3 separate regions of the Homo sapiens genome follow, and all the other regions are linked to region 1. The links are chromatin loops, found by intact Hi-C in ENCODE. Cell type or tissue: PC-9. All regions are shown on one strand.

Region 1 (2,500 bases):
CCACTTGCAGTGACTTTTGATGCATGTGTTTCAGTAGCTTCTGGAGATGGGCTACGTGGAAATACAGAACGATTCTCAAGTAGATTTGAGACAACTCCGAGGAGTCTGAGAAATTTGGGGGAAGAATTTGAACTTGCCTGCAATTCCCAAGCAGTAGAGGAAGTTGGTCGGATGATTACTTGCAGGTTCGTGTTGTCTGTGAAAAAAACAAGTTTGATTAAATAATCAGCAAAACCTGGATAGTCAGAAAAGACTTGAGAGCAAGTGAGAAAATTCCAAGTATCCCCTCCATCTTTCTTTTAGTACCTAACACAGTACATGACACATAGAAGGAGCACCACAGATATCTGTTCGATTACACCCTGATTGCACTTACTGCTCTCTGAGGCCAAAAGATATAGGGTCGAACGTTTTGAGCAGAAAATAACTGGCTCAAGGCTGAGGAAAAACAACAGTAACACGAACCATAACAACAAAATCTACGCTGGGAGCGGTGGCTCACACCTGTAATCCCAGCACATTGGGAGACAGAGGCATGCGGATCACATGAGGCCAGGAGTTCGAGATTAGTCTGGCCAACATGGTGAAACCCTGTCTCTACTAAAAATACAAAAAAAAAAAAAAAAAAAAAATTTAGCTGGGCGTGGTGGCACACGCCTGTAATCCCAGCTACTGGGAAGACTGAGGCAGGAGAATCGCTTAAACCTGGGAAGCGGAGGTTACTGTGAGCCGAGATCGCGCATGGCACTCCAGCTTGGGCAACAGAGCGAAACTCCGTCTCAAAACAACAACAAAAACCTAAGGAGTGAGATAAGAATAAAGACGTTTCTTTATTCCTCATAAGAACCCCTCACCAGGTCCTTCCCTAGAAATAAGCTAATTATTGTTAAAATTTATTCAGTTAAAGGAAAAAACGCCATCAATCCTTTTCTTTCCTCCTTCCCTTCATTATTCAGGTTTCTGAAAGTCTTCCCACTGGCAATACCTCAGAAGGACACCAGAGGACGATGTATTTTAACTGTTCGGATTCTCTCTAAAACCCCATCTTTCTTTTTCAGAGTCTCAAATCTCAACTGACAAATTAACCTAAGAACTATTCCACGAAATAAAGTAGAAGCAGCATGCCTTGTAGAGAAGCCGTGGTATAATGTATTATACTTTAATATTAATATTGTATTTTACACAGAATTTCTGCGAACTGCATGAATACTGATGATTCCAAGCCTAAACAAGAGGGGGAGTACAATCACAACACTCTGGAGATTAGGTGCTTAAAGCTTTCGAAAACGGCAGCCCGCTTTGTTACTGTGGCCGGTTCCTGGCTGGGAACAGGCTCCTTTTCGGCACTACCTACTTGATACGTGTGATGTTGTCACAAACATCTAGAAAAAACATTAGTTCTCAGGAAAAGAATAACAGGAGACACGTATATTGCCATATGAAAACAAGTATACATACGTGTGTATGCATGTGTATATTTGTACAAATTATGACCCCCTCGAAAACCTATGATCAGTGTCTCAAATATTAACATTACAGATAGTATTCCATCATTCCTGACTGCAACTGACAGGAGTTTCACTGAGAAGTGAGGATCGGAGCTTTGGTGACTCAGCTCTTTGTAGTCACCCCAGCAGGGTGTGTCATATGAGGGCCACGGAGCATGCATCATCCTGAGGAAGGTGTTTAAAACCAGCTCCCCTCGATGAGACAATCTCAGCGCTCCCTCTAGCTAAACCTGGCCTTATTGCCCTAACTCTAGTACACCAGATTTAAATATGCTTCACATAAAATACATTTGTCAAAAAGTACTAGAAATTAAGCACTTAGAAGCAACATCCAACTTATTAATGAAACTATAATTTTTCCTCAATATCTCAGCAATGATGAAGTAAACTAACTTTAGGGTAGACGTTAAAGCGTTATTTGCCATACATTTTTGCAATTCTAGCCCTCTTTAAACCTACTTGCAGAAAGTTATTAGCCCCAATGTCCATAAAATCCTTCTAAAAGAAGCTAATTCTTCTTCCCCAGCACCCAAAGTTGTTTGTGTTTTCTGTGAAGATATATTTAATATTCAGAAATTACTCTGTGACTTGCAAAATACAACTGACTCAAAATATATAAGTAGTGGGAGGGATTCTAACCTATAAATAAAAACCTCTTAAGTCTCAAAACATTTTAAGTAATTTTAAAACATTTTAAAATTTTAGAAAATAATTTATTGAATTAAAATAGTCAGCAATTACTGGTTATTACTAACATGAGCAAAATCACTGACAATTCAACTAAATTAAATCTATGAAAATCTGGGATTTAAGAATAATGTATTTATAATTTCTACAGAGGACAAGCCATAAATATTTTAACTTGAGAGTCTCGCATATATACACATTGTGAGCTAAATTAATCAAAACACTTGCTTAAAAAATTAACTATGCTTGAGGTGTCATGGTAGAGATCATATTTTAATGTATCAGAAAGAGATTTGATGCTTGAC
Region 2 (2,500 bases), 190 kb after region 1:
ACTTTATCTGACAATACTGCAATCATATCCTCCATGCCACTGTTTCAAGCCATTCTGGGCAGGCTTTTCCCTCCATCTCAGGTGACCTACTGTGCCTTCTCTACAAGGAAGACCCAGCTCAAATGGCTTTTTCTCCTCCTCCATAAAATCTTGGCTGACCTGCTCCACTCAGTCCAAGCAGAGCTGATCATTCCCCTCTTTGTGCCACAACAGTGCCTGGTACGTACTCCATTATGCCCCAAGTCACAAGCTGTATCTCACCCATTTGTGTGTGTCTGGATGTGAAGTCAGTGGGACACAGTGTGCTTCACTCAACCACATCCCCAATACCAGAAACTAGTAGATACCTCAGGAGAAATTTTGTATGGGAAAGGAGCAGAGGGTCAGAGCCAGACAAAGCTGGATTTGAACCCAGGATACTGTGCCAATACATTTACACTCTCAAGGCTTAAAGTTCCTTTTCTACACTTTGAAAAAAATAAATAAATAAGACATCCCTGGTGAAGTAACTGTTGAAAATTAAATTAAGTTGTTCATATGTAAGAAACTTGTCACTAAACATAAAACCACCAAAATAGTTAGTTACTTTCGCATCCCATGCTCTTTCCTAAACTAAAAAGTCGTTTCCGGGGTTATAATGTCTTTCCACTTAAAAAAACCTGCAGAGAACTTCAATTTTAGTTTTTCAATTAAGCTTTAAATTTTGTCTGATTATGACCTAATATACTTAATAAGAAGGTAAGCTCAACTTTTAATAAGATATCTTATTTGTTCTTACTAATTTACCTGCCCAATTTTCTTCCTTTACAATTAAATGGTACTTCCAATTAGACCATATAAAAAGAGAAAAACTCTGCTCCCAAAAGCTTGCAAGAGAAGAGAGTTTCTAAAAATTACTCTTGTCTCATCTGTCTGACTCACATTTATCTAAAAATAAAAGAAAAGCTAGGAGAAAAAATAAACGAACAGAGGATAACATGCAGCCTCATGTCTCTGAGTCAGATAACAAGATAATTTTTCTGCATGGTCTATATTTCACTTTTCTTTTCAAAATGACCTTTCTACCCCCTAACCCTATCACTAGAATATAAATCCATTAATGAGGAATCTTTTCTTCCCCTGTCCTTTTTCATATCAATTGCAGCAGGACATTAGACTGTTCTTTGAGTTCATTCACTTTATAGCTATTAGAAAGAAAATATAGCCTGGAGACAGCCTGTCTCCAATTGGTTAAGCACAAGTTGAAAAAATAAATTCCTGAGTTTCTTTCATCTGCCACTGATTTTCCATGTGAAACCTAGAGAAGTGTCCAAACTTCATTTTTTAAATCTGTGAAATGGGTGAATCATTAAAAAAAAAAACAAAAAACACCTCTTTTAATGTCCATTTTTGGCAGAAAATAAAAAGGTCTTAAAATATTACTGTTTTATACTTAATGATTTTAAAATATGCTTGCTTCACTTTCACTCCCATAGAATTAAATGACATTGCTCATTAGGTGTTATGAAATAATAAAAATAATCATATTAATAAAATGTAGTTGTTAGTGTAACTTTCTCCAGAAGTACTCACATTCTAATCTAACTTCCGAAACCAAAAGAATCACTGAGAAAACTATGTAGGAAACTTTAGAATAAATTGACAGGTATCTTAAAAGGTATATGTAGAGTGGTGCCAATCCATTCAACCATTTACTTATTCATTCATCAAGTGTTTAGCTCTGTGACAGACTTCTCCTGAGTTCCATTTCCTCAGTTTCCTGACAATCAGATTGGACTAGCAAATGTATAAACTATGTAACTCAGGGGTTTATAGCTTAATGTTCCTAAATTAATCCTCTGATAATTTTATTAATACTAGTATTCACCGAGCTTTGCTGCCTTTCAAATAACATTTGCACTTTTATTGCAGCATGGCCTTCTCCTGAAGACACAAGTACCTTACACTGGACATGTGCATGCCCGGTTGATGGTTAATGTATGTCAGGGATAGATCTTGAGTCCTCCAACAAGAGTAACAACAAAAGCATGACAACTGAGTTTTGAAGAAGACTTTTTTGCTTGAGTTAGAACCCCAAGAAGTCTTTCACAGGCCCCGGAAACTATGTCATGTCCCTCAGCTATCCTTGCTCAAAGCCTTCCTTTTAAAACAGGTCTCTCTTCCCCTATTAAACCGTCAGAGCTATGAGTGCAGGGATCAAGTCTGTCTTGTTCATCCCATATATTTATGCTTAGCACGGCACCTGGTCTATAAGAAGTGTGCAAAAATGGTGAATGAACTTTGACAAAGCTTTCTCAACACATTATCCCATTTGATCCACTCCTCCTACACCCTCTTCACAAGATCATTTTCAATGTCAAGACCCATAACTGCAGTATACCACATACTCAGCAATCAATGAACAGTCATTTCTCATCGTCTCCTTGCTGTGGGAGGGTGGGGAATGTGACATCACAGTCAATCAGATGTTACAGTGGGGCAAGAAAAAAAGATGAGCAGA
Region 3 (2,500 bases), 180 kb after region 1:
AAACATTGAGGGTAATATTTTCAATACAGCGATAGGCAAGTAGTCTGTTTAATTTTTTTTTTTTTTTTTTTTTTTTTTTTTTTTGAGATGGAGTCTTGCTCTTTCCCCCAGGCTGGAGTGCAATGGCGTGATCTCAGCTCACTGCAAGCTCTGCCTCCTGGGTTCACGCCATTCTCCTGCTTCGGTCTCCAGAGTAGCTGGGACTACAGGCTCCTGCCACCATGCCCGGCTAATTTCTTTGTATTTTTTAGTAGAAACGGGGTTTCACTGTGTTAGCCAGGATGGTCTTAATCTCCTGAGCTCGTGATCTGCCCGCCTCAGCCTCACAAAGTAGTCTGTTTAATATTTTTAAAGTTTTCCAAATCAATAAGAGACAGATGAGCATCTGTTATTTTATTTTATTTATTTTTTAAGAGATGGGGCCTCACTTTGTTCCACAGGTTGCAGTGCAGTGGCATGATCATAGCTCACTATAGCCTCAAACTTCTGGCCTCAAGGGATCCTCTTGCTTCAGTTCCCCAGTAGCTAGGACTAAATTTAAAATAAATTTTTAAATTATTTTCAGAGACTGAGATCTTACCATCTAGCCCAGGCTAGTCTGCAACTCCCGGGCTCAAGCAATCCTCATTCTCCCAATGTGCTGGGATGACAGACCTGAGCCTCTGTGTCTGGCCTTATATTTTATATATATAAAGGGTAAGGACTGTTAATTCACAAAAGAAGAATAAAAAAGAAGTAAAATGGCCAAAACACACTTTTAAGTATAAAATCCCACTGGAAATCAAGTAAAAGCAAATGGTTTCCCCCAACACATTGGCAAAGGTGTGAAAATAAATATATATTCAATTTGAAGAGGACATTGGAAAAATCAATACTTCAATGTATTCATACATTTTGACCCAGATTTTTAAAATTCTATTAATTTATCCAGAGAAAAACAATAATGGAATGCCTATCACATATGCCTAAGAAAAAAAGGTGCCTAATAAATATTTTTGAATAGATGTATAAAAATACTTTTGCAATAAGAATGTTTATAATAGCAAAAACTGGAAAAAACTGAAATGTCCCAGGATAAGGCATTAAATAAACTGTTATCTCCATACAGTGAAATACTGGGTAGCCATTGGAAATTTTCGATTAAAGGTGTGGAACTACATAGTCTATATATAAATAAATAATAAACCATTTAAAAACAATTTATATGATTTCATTTTTTTCAAGTGTTATGTATCTACACATACATACTCACTCTCCTACAATAAATAAAAGTAATGGAAGGATTTTTGCCAAAGTATTCATAGAAGTACTGTCGTTTTTATTTTCATTAAATATGCATTACTAACCTAGTACAAAGAAGCAATAAATGTTATTTTTAAGTACTGGTAAAAGTGTTGAATATTTGATAAAACTTTCTTTCCTCCTCCTTCCTTCCCTGAAATGTCTGTACACTTAGTCAGTGTGTGAAGTGTGAAAATGTTGAAAAGAGAATGACGAATTTAGCTGGAATCGATGGAGGAACCCTTCCTGTAAGAGGAGTCATTTGAGGTAAGTCTTAAAGGATGAGTACATTTTGAATGCAAGGGTAGGGGAAGGCAGGAAACCCCAGAGTGTGTGGGAGAAGAAGAGATGAATTCAGTTTGAGAGGCAGGTATTGAATTGTGTGTTAGACATGAAGCTGAAAGGTAGCTGGGGTTGAAACCACAGGTAGGCTTCTCCATCCTAATGAGAAGGCTGAATTTCTCCATAGGATACTTCCTCGTTCCACATTGGTGACTCACCTGGAGCAGGGCTTGGGAATTCTGTCTCTGCCTGGAGCTTTTTTTTTTTTTTTTTTTTTTTTTTTTTTTGAGAGAGAGTCTCGCTTTGTCACCCGGGCTGGAGTGCAGTGGCGCGATCTCAGCTCACTGCAAGCTCCGCCCTTCTGGGTTCACGCCATTCTCCTGCCTCAGCCTCCCGAGTAGCTGGACTACAGGCGCCCACCACCACGCCCCGCTAATTTTTGTATTTTTAGCAGAGATGGGGCTTCACCGTGTTGGCCAGGATGGTGTCGATCTCGTGACCTCGTGACCCACCCGCCTCGGCCTCCCAAAGTGCTGGGATGACAGGCGTGAGCCACCGCGCCCAGCCTGCCTGGAGCTCTTTAAAGGGCTCTGAGCCTGGGATTCTTGGGAGAGTTCCATTGCATTGTATGGTCACGGAGATTGACACAGGTGATTTTTTTTTTTAATAGAAAAGTGTTATCACTAACCCTTCTCAATATATTTTCTGTCCCCTTATTTTTTTAAGATGGATATCTCTAATCTAGGTCAGAGGAGGAGTGTGGTATGCCAAATTCTTTTGCTCTGGCTAACATGATTGGTAAATAAGTGAGAATTGACACTTTTTTTGTTCTTCTTCATTCCACATATTATTCTTGTATGACACTTTTCTCTGTAATGTGAACATGTCACTCTTGAAAGTAAGCCCAAGCCCATACATAGGTACAGGACCTCATTGC

What was found. A loop is a pair of places that touch in the nucleus more often than their neighbours do. Peaks named below come from ENCODE experiments on the same cell type or tissue, not always from the same donor. Only the 100,000 strongest peaks of a DNase experiment are listed, where the experiment ranks them.
Region 2: it touches region 1 in a loop (4-fold over the local background); 3 of 110 quality-filtered maps call a loop at or near these places.
Region 3: it touches region 1 in a loop (11-fold over the local background); 2 of 110 quality-filtered maps call a loop at or near these places.

What each region holds. Positions count from the first base shown.
Region 1 is chr6:133,568,053-133,570,552 of GRCh38, forward strand. It overlaps TARID (TCF21 antisense RNA inducing promoter demethylation), which reads right to left. Exons shown (of 9, transcript NR_109982.1): 5 at 138-196. Among named protein-coding and RNA genes, the nearest start is that of EYA4-AS2, 110 kb to the left of the region's middle. In PC-9, CTCF peaks have their summits at 1,008, 1,212 and 1,787; a DNase peak (open chromatin) is centred at 1,659; H3K4me3 peaks cover 1,308 bases; H3K27ac peaks cover 1,749 bases.
Region 2 is chr6:133,760,959-133,763,458 of GRCh38, forward strand. All of the region lies in intron 3 of TARID (TCF21 antisense RNA inducing promoter demethylation), which reads right to left. All of the region lies in intron 2 of LOC124901402 (a long non-coding RNA gene), which reads left to right. Among named protein-coding and RNA genes, the nearest start is that of LINC01312, 59 kb to the right of the region's middle. In PC-9, no CTCF peak of the experiment used is centred here; no DNase peak of the experiment used is centred here.
Region 3 is chr6:133,744,198-133,746,697 of GRCh38, forward strand. All of the region lies in intron 4 of TARID (TCF21 antisense RNA inducing promoter demethylation), which reads right to left. Among named protein-coding and RNA genes, the nearest start is that of LINC01312, 76 kb to the right of the region's middle. In PC-9, no CTCF peak of the experiment used is centred here; DNase peaks (open chromatin) are centred at 1,504, 1,754 and 2,364; H3K4me3 peaks cover 1,276 bases; H3K27ac peaks cover 2,360 bases.